Regions from separate parts of the Homo sapiens genome. Here region 2 is linked to region 1. The links are chromatin contacts, found by Hi-C in ENCODE. All regions are on one chromosome and are shown on one strand. The core of a region is the stretch at or near the end of the contact, and the rest is flanking DNA. Distances in the headings are between cores, read along the strand shown.

The links. A loop is a pair of places that touch in the nucleus more often than their neighbours do. Pooled maps may share reads with other maps.
Region 2: a pooled map shows a loop between it and region 1 (4-fold over the local background). The contact joins the enhancer-like site here to the promoter of CLDND1 in region 1. A Hi-C loop is called at or near these places in 5 of 50 pooled maps.

What each region holds. Positions count from the first base shown.
Region 1 is chr3:98,517,673-98,524,974 of GRCh38, forward strand. CLDND1 (claudin domain containing 1) reads right to left here and starts at 5,230. Exons shown (of 5, transcript NM_001040181.2): 1 at 5,177-5,230; 2 at 3,461-3,770; 3 at 1,213-1,323. The coding sequence starts at 3,752. CLDND1-AS1 (CLDND1 antisense RNA 1) reads left to right here and starts at 4,898. Exons shown (of 2, transcript NR_198998.1): 1 at 4,898-5,161. RefSeq lists silencers at 4,677-4,786, 4,837-5,476 and an enhancer at 6,679-6,808.
Region 2 is chr3:100,070,032-100,077,333 of GRCh38, forward strand. The region is part of intron 1 of CMSS1 (cms1 ribosomal small subunit homolog); the gene reads left to right. All of the region lies in intron 1 of FILIP1L (filamin A interacting protein 1 like), which reads right to left. Among named protein-coding and RNA genes, the nearest start is that of FILIP1L, 41 kb to the right of the region's middle. RefSeq lists a silencer at 2,826-2,905 and enhancers at 3,447-3,981, 3,982-4,516. Within about 2 kb of position 4,165, at least 10 of the 41 ENCODE cell types and tissues checked have a DNase peak (open chromatin) inside an H3K27ac peak, as active enhancers do.

The DNA of each region.
Region 1 (7,302 bases), core at 3,980-6,479:
TTATATGCTAATATTATGCCATTTTATATAAGGTACTTTAGCAACCTTGGAATTAGCAGGGGGTCCTGAATCCAATCCCCCATAGCTACAGCTGTATTATTATTAATTCCATTTTGTAATTAAGGAAACTGAGGCAAGAGTCATAAATAACTTGTAAAAATAACACAGTAAGTGGTAGAGCCAGGATTTGATACAAAAATCAGTCTGACTCTACCTACCAACAATATCTAGGTCTTTATATGATCTAAAGGCAGTAACAACAAGTAAATTAATGGTAATTATAAATGACCTGTCTTATAGGGCTGTTGAAGAATATATATAAAGCACAAAGCAGAGAATCTAAAGGTAGTTTTAATTATCATAAATCTCTCATCAACATGGGAAGAAAACCTGATGACCTCACAAAACATGCCATTCCATTTTCCAATAATATTCATTATTAGAAATGCATTCATATCAATCTTGACTAAACTTTACACCTTTTGGTGCTGGTTTTGCTTTCTGGAACTTCTTATGTGTTTTTCTAACTTACTTTCTTTCAAACTCTCCTAGTAATAAACTGCTTGCTACACATTCTCTTTATAAAACTGAATACCTACCTCTTATTCAACCTTTTCTCTTACAACATGGTCATTCTTCTGGGCAAGTCCCTATAGCCCTGAAAACTGAGGCTCAAATCTGAAGACAGTATTTCATGGGCTGCCTGACCATCAGGGAATAGGTTGTTCCTAATAAATACTTTCATCTTTTTTGACATCTACCCTTTTGTTACTATCACCTAAGACTGGATAAACACTTTTGACAGGCCTGACAACTCACTGACTCATTTAGAGCTTGCAGTAAACTTTTTTCACATATACTTACCTGAACTCAAGCAGTGGAAAGTGTTTAATTCAAATATAGGAATGTATAAGTTATCTCAACTAAATTTCCTTTTACTAAATGGGCCCATTAATAACATCTTTTGAAGGTCTAGATCCCATCATCCAATGAAGTAGTTGGCCCTGTCAACTTCAAATCATTTGAAATTTGGTAAGCATGTATCTACCTTCTAAAATATCAACAGAATAGAGTTCACTGGATACTGTTAGAGATTTTATTTCACGTTGGCACAATCTACTAACTCATCTTATTCCAAAAACATAGTCCAAAAAGAGACAAATAAAATTATCTTTGTTCCCCCAACTGTCCTGGTGAAATCAAAGTACTCACAGGTCCTAAGGAGATCAATCCCGCTATTGTGGTTTCCGGGATCAACAAATTTCTCCATGAACTGCTCAGTTAGTGTGAAACTCACACATTTTGTGACCACATCAAATGACTCTGGAACAAGAACAATTGCCTGTTGTTTTAATTATAAACATTTAACAAAAATCTCTTTCAGTAATTATTCTCTGAAGTAAAACAGTAAAGGATGTTTCCAGAGGGGTCAGCAACTTCTCTGGCCCTGACTGACACACAGGTTTCATAGATGTCCAATGGATGCCACTGGTTCTCAGTGGCAGGCTGAAGACATAGGCACAAGGAAGAAAAATAAAGTGGAAGCAGTAAAATGAATGGCAGAATAGCTATGTAGAAAGCCTAGGAAGAAGGGGAGGGAACAAAGACTGAAATAAATAGGAATGTTGATCTTCTCATGCAACCGTGCTTTATCAACCATATTCCCATCTCAGGGAATGCCAAATCCACACTTCCAGTTCCTCAGACCAGAAACTTTAGAGTAATTCTTGTACATTTACACTCCATCAGGAAATCCCAGGAATTCTTCCTTCAAACTATGTCCAGAATCCAGCTGCTGCTCAGTGCTACCATTCTGGTGTGAGTCATAATCATCACTTAACCTGAATTACTTCTATAACCTCCTAACCATAGTCTTCTAGTTTCCACCTTTGTCTGCTGCCTCTGTTCTCACAACAGCCAGGGTGACCAGATCAGGGCTCAGCACTGTATCTGGAGTCAACACCAAAGTTCTCATTCTGCCTAGAGTCCTCCAGGATTTGCCCCAGTCCCACTCCCAAAGTAGGTCTTTAACAGCATACCCAACTTCCCGTCTCTCCCTCCATTCCAGCCCAGTGGCTTCCTTACTGGTCCTTGAATATTTCAGGCATGCTCCCGCCATAGAGCCTTTGCAGTAGATGTCCTTTCCAACCTAAATGACTTCCTCCCCATTTACCCATATGGCCAACTCTTTTGTCTAGTCTTTAACTACATTCTTTACTCAAGTGGTGTCTTCTCAATGAGACCTACTTTAAGTATCCTATTGAAAATCATAACCTATGGCCACCAATATTCCTTTTCCCACATATTTCCAAATCCCTTTTGTGTTCTATTTTGCCATAGCACATGTCATCTTTTAACATACTGAATAATTATTTATTCTGTTTATACTGTTATATTCTGTTCACTGCCTGTCATCCTTTATTAGAATGCTAGCTCCCCAGGAGTAAGGATTTTGTTCTTTCCTGATGTTCTCCCAGCTAAGAGGCCCTGGAACATGGAGACATGCAATAAATTATTTGTTTAATGAATGACTAAATGGTAACACTCCAATTCCAACTCCAATTTCAATATCAAGTGCTCCTGTAACCTCATAAGTCAAACTGAACATTTTACAATGAATTTTAACCAACTTTCTCTCCTTTCCTTCCAAATTATCTTTTTTTCCAGATACAGTGACATATTATCATCCTTTTGATATATCATAACTCAAGCCTGTTCTGCTATGATTTGAATACAATGCTTCCCCACTAAGGGGCCAACAGAAGTAGTCATAAATAAACTGTAAAGTTGTTCCTTACAAAGAGTTCTAAAGCTACCATTTTAATAACTGGAAATCAAAATCTTTAAGTGTTAAATAAGAATGCCTGTAAAATAAACCTAAAAATCTAGTTTTTGGTTTTTTTTTTTTAACTTCTGTAATACAAATTTCTTAACCTACCAACTCTGCATCAAGATTGTTGTAAAACAGTCTCATAATTACACAGATTAAATGTAGAGCTGGTCAAATTATATCCTCTAAGACACAGGGGCAAATGATAGATATGTATTATAATACAGCTAACCCATAAAAGGACAATTTTTTGAGTTGATTTTCGATGGTAGTCCTTTTACTAGTTACCAAATATTTTTAAAAGTCTTTCGATGTACTTTTCCAACTATTTCTTTATAACATGTGTTAGAGTAATGAAAAGTATTTTAATGAGTGAGTAAATAAGAAAAAAAAAAGCCATTAAGGCTTTCCCAAGATAAGAAAAGTTCCTCATCCAACCAATATTGATGAGTACCATGGTAATGCAAAGAAGTTGGGGAGAGAAGGCAGTAGAAAGAGAAGATACACGATTTATTTCTTTAAGGAGAGAGAGAACCAACAAACCTGCTTACATGTAATTGGGCAATCATTACGTCGTTTTGTCTATTATTAACCAGGTGAAGAAGACAGAAGTTAAAATAAGAGAAATACCTGTCCTTTCTGGTGGGCTATACCAATGCATGTTTTTGGGTATGGTGATACACCGTCTCCACAATCCCACTGTGCCATTGTATCGAAAAAGTGCATCATTATAAGTCTTTTCATCTGCCTCATCACTAATGAATTCATCCCAGATGCTTTTATTCAAATCACTGGAATTTTCTTGAACTGGACTTCGATATTCATACCAGAAGTCTGTGCCAATGGAGGCTGCCATGTAGATGGTGGAAATGAGGCTAAGCACACAAGCAATTACAAATGCTGTAGCAAAACGGTTATCCATTCTGGCATTCAGACTGCTCTGTTTAGAAGTTGAAGAAAGAAGATAAGTTAGAGTTTACGGACAAATAAGAAAGATTATTTTGAATTATTCCAAATGCACCCTTTACCCAATTCCCCATCCCTTCGTACATATAACCATTAAGAATTTTTTTTAGAAAGCAAGCATGTTTTTAATTAAGCTTAAAACAAAACTCATTCTCATAAAAGTACTTATTGAATGCTCACATACCCAGGATGCTACGGAGACAGAGGTCTTGTTCTCTAGTCTATCACCTGCATACTAAAACAGACAACACTGAAATGGACATACACATTACAGATACAAACAATAGACATGCCCATGGTCAGCAGTGTACCGTGCACACATTTTAAATTACAGACTGAATTTTTGCACGAGCTGCAGAGGATTAAGTGTTCTGGGTTTGAGTGTTAAAAAGGCACAGGAAAAAGAAGCAGTGGAAATTGGCTTCTCCCAGTTTCCTCTGAAGAGGGAAGCCTCCTAAAACAAAGGTAAGAGTCAGGAGCCATACAGAAAACAGAGTTGAAGATGTTTGTTAACCCCGAGGGAAAGGTTGTTCTAGGTGTATAAAATAGCAAAGAGAACAATAACATGTAATAATGCTAGATAGCAATCTCTCCCTAATCCATTAAAGCTAAGCCAAGCTTCTTTACGCTGCCAAATGCTTCACTCCTATCTACTCTCCCGATTCCTTATACTTCTGAACCTCCTCAACAGAAATCTTGCTCTCTCCCTAAATCCTCAGTGCAACATACGTCCGCAAAAACTAAATGATCCCTCCTCAGCCAGACAGAAAACTCTCAACATATCAACACTCCCAAGGCGTGGACAGGGCTCAACGGCAGTAGTAAATGGCCGCGGTAAAATGACTCAAGGCAGATCGCGCTGAGTCAAATACTACACGGCAAGTATACACCGTGACCGCACCAAACACCTTACAAAGGTTCATGAAAACAGACTCGCAAACTGGGGTTGCTGAGTTTGGAAAATGGGAAGTGACTCAGGAAAGATAAGAGCAATGACAACGAAAACTCAAAAAGTTGGATTTGTATTTTGATTTTTTAAAAATCCCCCCTTCATCCTGGTGCTCTCAAATGACCTTAAAGGGTCCCAGCACTGGGAACGGCGGTTCGTCCAAGCCGGACGCCTGCAGCAGCCACCTCCTGGGCCTCACGGCGGGGCCGGAGAAGGCCAGGGCTGGGGCGGGGCAGCCGTGCTCGGCCCCGGGCCAGGGTCCCCCGGTACCCGACCAGGCCCCGCCCTAGAGGGCTCGGCCCTGGGACAAATCCGCCGCTCGGAACCCGCCCAGCCCGACCACGCCCGGGAAGGGGGCCCCTCTTCAAACCGCCGGGAACATGGAACCGCGACGCGACCCCTGCCCGGCGACGCAGGTCCCGCTCACTCACCGCCCATCCTCCTGCTCCGCCAGCTTCACCCTCTAGCTCAGACCACAGCACCCTACTCTCCCCGCGCCTCCTCTGACGCACTTCCCTGCAGAGCCCGCCCCCTCCATAACTCCCGCGCCTCCGCCCGCCCCCACTCCGGGCCGGGCCGCGGCCCGGGGCCGAGGGGCCTTGTGGGAGTTGTAGGAGGGACAGACTGAAAGCTGTCTGAGGCGGCGATAGGCATTCCTGGCGCCGCGCGCGGCGCATTGTGGGAGATGTAGTTCAGCTCCTCAGGGCAAGCCGGTACGCAGAAGGGAAGTCTAGGCTGTTGGATTCTTGCATTTTAGGGAGGAAGGGAGAATGGTCCAGAAAGTAAAGCGGGCCTGTTTCCGGTCATCTCGAGTCAATGACCGTGACTTGTATAACTTAGATCTGACTTTTAGGCCTGTGCTTTCCCTATCACACCACCCTGCCTCTAGATCTAAGTATAAATGAACAAAAATGGGATTCTACTTGTGAAACGTTGACCCATTTTATTTCCCTCTCCCAGAATCCCTCCCATTGGAGCAGAGCATCCTTCTGGTTTTATTGCATAAGTTTAGGCTAAGAAGTATGTGACCTGGCAGACAGTATCCATCAAGAATGTAATGATATTATTTGGGTTTCATAAAATGTGTTTGTAGCTGCCTTCTTTTTATGACAAGTGATACTAGTTTTCTATTGCAGCAATGTTGTTCCTTTTAAATTCTTTTCACTTATTTTAAAAACTATTAAGTTAATAATACTGAGGATACCAGATATGTCAAAAAATGAATAAAAAATTGTGGGTATAGTAGGAAAAAGACTGAAATTTGGGGAACATCACTCAAGCAGATAAGGTCATGGACAGCATTGGAGATTGCAGATGATGTGTGGCACAGGGGCAACAATGATTCTGAACCCTCAGGTTTAACACAGAAATTCATGGACAGGAAGCAGGGACATCTTAACAATAACATGAGTGGAACTATTAACGTGGCCTGGGACCAGCAAATGGTGGATTTCTCAACAGTAACCGACAGAGAAAGCTGACTCAAGGACCAGAGGGGCTCTCAAACCCCCACTCTGTCCCCTAATGCCTTGTAATTTAGCATAGGAGAAAGATGGGAGCTGCAAGTTGATATTAAATTTCTACCACTTTGACAGATTAAAGGCATGATATGTTTCTCTATCTGTACTTACATTTCTTTGACCTGAGTGGGTGAAACTGATATTCATATGCAGCACATAATAAGGTAGTAGCCAAATATATTCAAACATGACTCTGGATTTTCATATACAGCATATAATCAAAAAAAAATTTGTCAGAGGCACCAACTAGAGAAAGTGATGGAGAGGCACAGGCAAATTGTCAATGTGTAGTAAGACACATAAATGCCCTTATACTCCAGGAAATGTCTTCATCCATTGGCCTTCATTAGAAATCCCCTATTTTCCGCCGGGCATGGTGGCTCACGCCTGTAATCCCAGCACTTTGGGAGGCCGAGGCGGCAGATCACGAGGTCGGGAGATCGAGACCATCCTGGCTAACACGGTGAAACCCCGTCTCTACTAAAAATACAAAAAAATTAGCCAGGCGTGTTGGTAGGCGCTTGTGGTCCCAGCTACTTGGGAGGCTGAGGCAGGAGAATGGCATGAACCCGGGAGGCGGAGCTTGCAGTGAGCCAAGATCACGCCACTGCACTCCAGCCTGGGCGACAGAACAAGACTCTGCCTCAAAAAAAGAAATTCCCCACTTTCAGATTTACCTCTCCACTGAGATCATGTGGTCAGTAAACCAGGCAAAAGAGAAGTTTAAAGGAGAGAGAAGAAACAACTTCAGTCTACAGATAAAGGAACTAGAGAGAGTAACTGACTTGGTAGCAAACTTGGATATTAGAGTAACTGACTACCATGGTAACACACTTGAATATACTCATTTTGTGACTTTGGAGAATTAACCTTCTTTAAGTCTCGGTTGTCTTTTCTCCAAAATATGGATGTTGACAGTAGCATCTATCCCACATGATCATTGTGAAGATTGAGAAAAACATATAAAACGCCCAGCACAGGACCTGAGGTTTAGGAAAGAATCATTAAGTTATTAGTATTTGCAAATATTTGTTGAA
Region 2 (7,302 bases), core at 2,915-5,414, 1.6 Mb after region 1:
GCGTTAAAAATTAACAGTATTTGATTAAGGATGTACACATGGCACTGTCATAAGGTATGCAGAAAGAGGCCGTGGATTTGGACAGTGATACCAAACAGCTAACATGAAGTGCTCTGTGCTCATTCCTGTTACAGCCAGAGCATGATTCTGAACTCCTTTAATGTGAGAAACACTGAATATCATCCTTAGATAGTTAATTGAAGTTAGATTTTGTGGGGAGGTCAGTTGTTTCTCCCTTGCAAGTTTGTGGGGAAAATTGATCACCATAATACTTGAAAGAGTGTGATCAGAGTAAAATTAATAGACATATCTGAAATGACTGTTTGATCTCTTCTAATTAATGAAATTTTAAAGAAAATTTTATACTAGTGCCAATTTTGAGTACTCTGTTTTACTTAGGACTTGAATATTAAATAATGTTGATTTATTCTCCCCATCAGTTTAGTTTTCAACTTAAATACATTTTAAGGTATAAAACTTACAGATAAACCTTGTGCCAATTTAAGTGGATGTATGGGGTTGTAATAAGATACTGCCCATCCCCATCAAAAGTTGTCTATGAATAAAGACTTCATATCATCGTGGGGTTTTTTTGTTGTTGTTGTTTTTCTTTTTTTGAGACGGAGTTTCACTCTTTTGGCCCACGCTGGAGTGCAGTGGCGCAATCTCGGCTCACTGCAACCTCCACCTCCCGGGTTCAAGCAGTTCTCCTGCCTCAGCCTCCCAAGTAGCTGGGATTAAAGGCATGTGCCACCATGCCTGGCTAATTTTGTATTTTTAGTAGAGACCGGGTCTCACCATGTTGGCCAGGATATTCACGAACTCCTGACTTCAGGCGATCTGCCTGCCTTGACCTCCCAAAGTGCTAGGATTATAGGCATGAGTCACCGCGCCTGGCCTGTGGTTTTCTTTGTGTATGATTTTCCTTATTAAATTCTCACTATGTAATGCCCTTTTTTTGTTTTGCTTTTAAGCTATTCAGTTATACAGAAAAAAATAAGCCAAGTTCTTTTTTTAAAAGAAAGGGGTTTGTTTGTTTTTAAGAGAAGCTACTCTCTCTTTTTTTTTTTTTTTTTTTTTGGATGGATTAGCATTTCCAAACTTTCTTTTTAAGTTCTTATAATTACCCCCTATTTCAGACATATCACTGTCAATTTATGCTGGGGAAGTGGAGAAAAGAAATTAGATTTTATCCTGATTTTCTCTTACTCACTTCATCTCCTGAGAGCTGAATTTGCTACATAACTAGCTGGGTAAGATGGAGAAACTTGTACATCAAGAAGACAGTAAGGGACAGGGACTGTGACCTCCTGTTCTATGGGGAAGAACTGCCTCAGTAATGCTCAGTTCCTGCTGAGACTGCCAGCCTCCCCATCTTAACTGTAGCCTGGCCTTCACCTGAGAAAGACAGTCAAAGTAGATACTGTTTCCTCTTCCTGAGCCTGCCTGGATTTCAAAGCATTCACTAAAATTTACATGGGAGAAGGGTGGGGGGCAGAGTACAGAATAGCCCAAGGGTGTGGGTCTTCTGTCCTACTGGTTCCAGTCAGAGCCAAGCCCCATTTTTGATGTCCTCGGGCCAGTGTTGGAAGTCAACTTCTGGACACATCTTTATCCTGGACAGATCTTCCTTGGTCCATTCTTAGGTCTTTCTTTTATTCTGCTCCATAATTGCTCTTTCTTGGCCAAGACTGCTCCTCCCCAAATGATCCTTGTCTGGCTCTACCTCCTGACTTTTCACCTCTTATTGTCTTCTTCCTGCCCTGGTCCCTTTTCCTGTCAGCTCTCAAGGCTTACACTTATTGGGCACCCAACTTCATTATTTCCCAGGTGTGAACCAGTGACCCATCAACCAGGTGTCTTCAGGGGGACTTTGCCATATCAGCTAATTACATTTTTACAATTTGGTGTCTTGATCGGCAGACTGAAACTGAAATATAGGGAACTCTCTCATCTGCAGCAGTTCAGAGGACCAGTTGTCTCCGTGGCAAAGTAATTAGCACGTTAGGATAAAACTGTCATCTTTGATGGACTTAAAACTGTCATTCTTCCAGAAGAGAAAGATGGACTCATCACCCACTTGAGCGTTACATGGACCATATTTTAAGACCAAACACTAGGCAATATGCTGTGAACTAAAGGTCTACTGATCTTGGCCACTGCAAATCTCATGTGCCAAAGTCTTTCAGCTCTATCTCCCCAAGCCCAAACCCAAGGATTATTCAGTCAGAAATAGAATGTGTGTAAAATTGATAGGAGATAATTTTCTCATTGGCCTCCTGCCCTAGTTCATTCTGTGCATTTCCAAATCTGGGCTCAAACTTGAACATGGCTCTGAGAGCTCTCCTTGATTCAGGCTTGGAGCTCAAGTAACAGAGTTGTCTCTGGCTGACTTCCTGGATTCCCCCCTTTCTAGATGGCCCTTAATGGTGCCTGATTTTCTCTTATGACTGATTTCATCAACTGAGGCATTTGCAGTGGTGCAATATCTTGCATTACTTTGTAAAGTTGTGACACCTTCTCTGGCATCCAGTTCCAGCATTTTAACTGTCAACCGACCATCGCACCCCACCTCCAATCCCCAGCTGGTACAGTCTTCTTTGCAACAATTAGGAAATCTTTATTGCCTTCCAGAAATATGGGATTGCTTGAACACAGCTGAAATACAGATTATCTACTGGACAGAGGTGATGAGGACTTATCACCTGACCTCACTTGATAATGTATAGTTATTTAATTGGGACAGCTTGCTAAAGAACAGAGGTTCTCAAATTCTAGGGACTCATGAGTCACTTCAATACAAGAAATAATCCTCTCCTTCCCCCATAAACTACCTACCCACTTCCTCTAACTTGTCACTGAAAACCTCGCCAGAAGAGTGAACACTGAGGCTGCTTTTGTCACAGGGTAGGGAGAATAATGATGATAGCATATGTTTGAAGAGCACTTTTTAAAGTTTTTTTTTACATCCACTTCCTTAATATATATCTTGATTAATATCAGAGGCAAAGCATAATTAGTTTATGTGTATGTTCATAATAAAATGGAAACCATCATGTTTCTTTCATCTGCCCACCACTTTTTAAGAATGCTGTTATATTATAGAACAGGGGAGAACTAGTACCAGGAGTCACAAATTATAGCCTGTGGGCCAAATCTGGTTTGCCACCTGTTTTTATAAATAAAGTTTTATTGGAACTCCACCATACTCATTTATTTATATATTATCTGACTATTTTCATCCTACAACAGAAAAGTTGAGTTCTTGTGATAGAGATTGCATAGCCTACAGAGGCTGAAATATTTACTATCAAGTCCTTCACAAAAAAAGTTTGCTGGCCCAGGACAGCAAAATGAAGCAAGCTGTCCTGTCATGAAAGTATACATTTAAATACAAATAGAGTAAATGTTGTCTGCAGCTTCCTCGAAAAGACTGGGGTAGAGGAGATTGCAGGGAATTGTAGGCTTAGGTCAAGAAAACAGAAATCTTGAGGTTTTCTTGAATCCAAAAAGAAATAAGGAACTTGGGTCCAGGATGCAAGAGAGGGAATTCTATGAGTAAATATCTTCATTTAGCACATTTTGTTAGAGCTCCTCAAAGAAGGCCAGGAAGTTTTTCATGCCAGTAATAAACCTTGAGGAAGCCTAGGAAATAACCCACTGGTCTGTCTTCTAACATGACAGCCGGTGTTCACTCTACATTCAAATGCAGAGTAGGGTGTGTGCCGGGCAAGATCTCCTGTTTGATTCCTCTGTGGGTCTTGTCTCCAGGAGGGCTTTATTAAGAATCTTTCCACTCACTCTTTTTAAGCTTATGTCCCTTTCCTTTTAAAACACCAGAATTCAACATTCATTACCTTTCTTCCCTTTGATTGCCCACTGAAGTTTTCACAGAGGAAGTAATGGTTTTCCTGTTTCCTTTCGGTGTGGCCATTTTGCACGCCATGGTTCTCCTTCCCTTTTTTCAGTCTTGCATTCAAGTAAAAGCAAGTCGTCTTCTACTGTTAACTGCGGGAAAAGGTTTGTGGGGGCCTTTTTTTTCCCTTCCCTCCTCCACAACTGGAAAATATGAGGCAGATCTTGTTTATGTATGCTGTAACCTCAAAAAGAGCTGATACGCTGTTGTCATTAAAGAAGAATCCCAAGCTGTTTATCCTGCAGTGGAGTCCGAGAGCTCTAAATCTGACAGCCCCCCTGGGCCTCCAGGCACAGACTGTGGAGAGCTCTTCGCTGCTTTCCCAGGCCAGCTCCAAAATGCAAGGCAAAGGTTTCCGTTGCTGAATCCCTACACTCTGGGAACAGACAAGATGTCAATGTTGTGGCTTTATTAAAAATCAGAGGCTTTCTTCCCTTGTATTAACTTGTTCTTTGAAATCTGTTTTCCAGAGGCCTTTTCTACTCTAAAATGTAACTTGAATACCCATCTTTCTGCTACATTTTTCTCTGTGGATCTCTTATCATGTTCCAGAAATCATTTTGCAAATTTATTCTATAGCCAGTATGTTTGGCAAAATTATAATAAAATAAGCTTTCTTATTTATCTAAAAACTAGTAAAAACTATGCTTGAGAAATACATCTTTCTGTTGAAGTTTGGTTCCCAATGTTTCTTTTAATCTTATTTTCTATGCATGTGCAACATTTGATTTTTTTTTTTTTTTTTTTTTTTTTTTTTTTTTTTTGAGACGAAGTCTCACTCTGTTGTCCAGGCTAGAGTACAATGGCACGATCTTGGCTCACTGCAACCTCTGCCTACTGGGTTCAAGCGATTCTCTTACCTCAGCTTCCAGAGTAGCTTGGATTACAGGTGCGCACCACCACTCCTGGCTAATTTTTGTCTTTTTAATAGAGACAGGGTTTCGCCGTGTTGGCCAGGCTGGTCTCGAACTCCTGACCTCAAGTGATCCACCAGCCTTATCCTCCCAAAGTGCTGGGATTACAGGCATGAGCCAACATGCCCGGCCTGATTTTCTTTTATAATAATGATTTTTTATAAACCTTTGTTTGTATAAAGCTATTTTAATTGCTTATATTTTTTTAGGATATATTTTATTGGTCTATGTTAGTTCCCTTTGTTTTGGTTTATCCTGGGGTCAAACCCAGATTCTCCCTACAAGGATTACATTAGATAGAGATCGTCAAAACCAGAAATGATCAACCTGAAACACTTCCTGGTCAGCTTTTGCTAAAAGAAGATATATCAATGCAATATGATTACCTTTCAAATAATGGACTTCTAATGACACAAGAGAACAATCTAGAGCATGCTAGTTGCTGCCACAGAAATGGATACAGAGACAACCCACAGTCTGGTTCTCATCCTCGTGTCCTTTACCCTACAGGAGAGAAGGGCTTATGATAACGAGCAGAGATTCCACTTTTATTTTAGGAAGCTTAGAGGTTAGGAAGACCATAATTTGTTCTTTAAACATCTCTTGCATTTTTATAAGTTCTCTTACCTTCAAAGCTTTATTCGAAGCTTCGGGTTTTTGCTTTTTACTTCATATCCCAATCTTTGTCTTCTCTTTTCTTTTTCTTTTTTTTTTTTTAACTGTCTCCTATACCCACTGATGGCAGACTCTGTTTTCTTTTATCTTCTTTTCCTTATTACACAAGAATTAAATGAAGCAACATCTATAATATAAATTCTCGGAAAAATTACACAACATGGTAATAACTAATTATAAAGGCAATTTATAGATTTGGGGAGAATTTCATCCCACAGTGATAGTAACATCGTTGGACCTGAAACCAGGACCTATTGATGACTGACCTGGGGCAATTTATCTCTGAGCTTGACTTTTCTTATCTATAAACTTATCTTAAACTCTACAAGCTTCTTGAGCTAATCCTTCTGGGGTATTAGGATTCGATTCAGGAGAGCTGAGTTGGAGCCTAGAAATCTTCATTTCTGATAAGCTCTCCAGGCAATAGGCCCTCAGACCTCACTTTGAAGACACAAAACTATGTAATTTCTAAGATCATTTCCTGCCTAAAATTCTGTGATTCTGAGTCTTCTTTCAACTACATGGCTTTGGGCAGGGCTGATGCTTCCTGGAAACTCACTGTTTCATCTGCCATATGTATAATTAAGAAATATATTTGTTAGTTATCTTGCCCGGAAAACCCTTAAAAATGTAAACAATAATTTTGATCAGAGTTAAGTACCTCTTTTTGTCACTGCTCAGTGGAGGCTTGTCTGTTTCATTCCTTTAATCTCTCATCATATGCTTATCTCTGTAAATATATTTTTCCCTCTCTAAAGGCCTCTCAGATGCTTTTCATCTTTCTGAAAGAATGTTTAAAGCCAAAGTCCAGGTGCTTACACTTTTGGACTTAATAACTGAGCTGTTTTTACTCACCACCCGCCCAACACCCTTCTTTTTCTTTTATCATTGTCAGCATGTGCTGAGCCCCTCTGATGGACAGCTTCACATCTACTTTATGCTTTGCTATTTCTGTTATATTGCAAAATCCTATCTAATCTGTGGGTTACAGTATCTATCTGGTTGCTTTTGACATGCTTTCGAGGTTTCATCCCCACTGAATGTCAGTCTTCTGAGTTATTTTTTCCTGGATACTTGTACTTAATTGTATTTTGCCAGACTGAACTCACTGTGTACTTTACTGTTCATTTTTCTGATCTCCAGGGATCCATGAATATTGTTTGACTTCACCTCTGTTTCTTCTACCATCTCCACCTTTAGTGCCATGTGAGGAACTTATTAATGTAACGTCTTCTCAGATTTCCAGGTCATTAATAAAGTTGTTTAATAAGATCTTTTGTGCAGCCTGGGAATTAGTCAGACTTACTCAGTATTTACAGCTCTGCTATCATTTCTTGCCCACTATTATGTCCTGTGTAGTTAAGGATGCAATAGAGACAAAAATTACTTTTCAAATTACAGTTCCTGCAAGAGATGTCTCTTCCCAGAAGACCCTTTACTGTTCCACATAAGAAATCAAAACTCTCATTTAATTAGAGAGGGCTTTCGGAACAAGGCTGGCCAGGGTACGCTTACATAAGCTTGTTTGCAGATTCCGGTTAGGTCTCCCAAGGTCACAGACAGCTGTGTTTTGCATTTAGCGTCCTTTGAAAGAAGAGTGGATGCTTGGATAGCTTGTACTTGACATGCAAAGAACTTAGGAACTGCATACTTTCACATGTTGCTCGTAGGTTCCAAGCAAATGGGAACACACCATCATGCAGAAACTCTCTATCTGCCGTTATCCTGTGAGCTCCCAATCAGTGATGCATGGTGTTCTTAAGAAGTAGACTCAGGCAACAGCCAAAGTCATTTCTT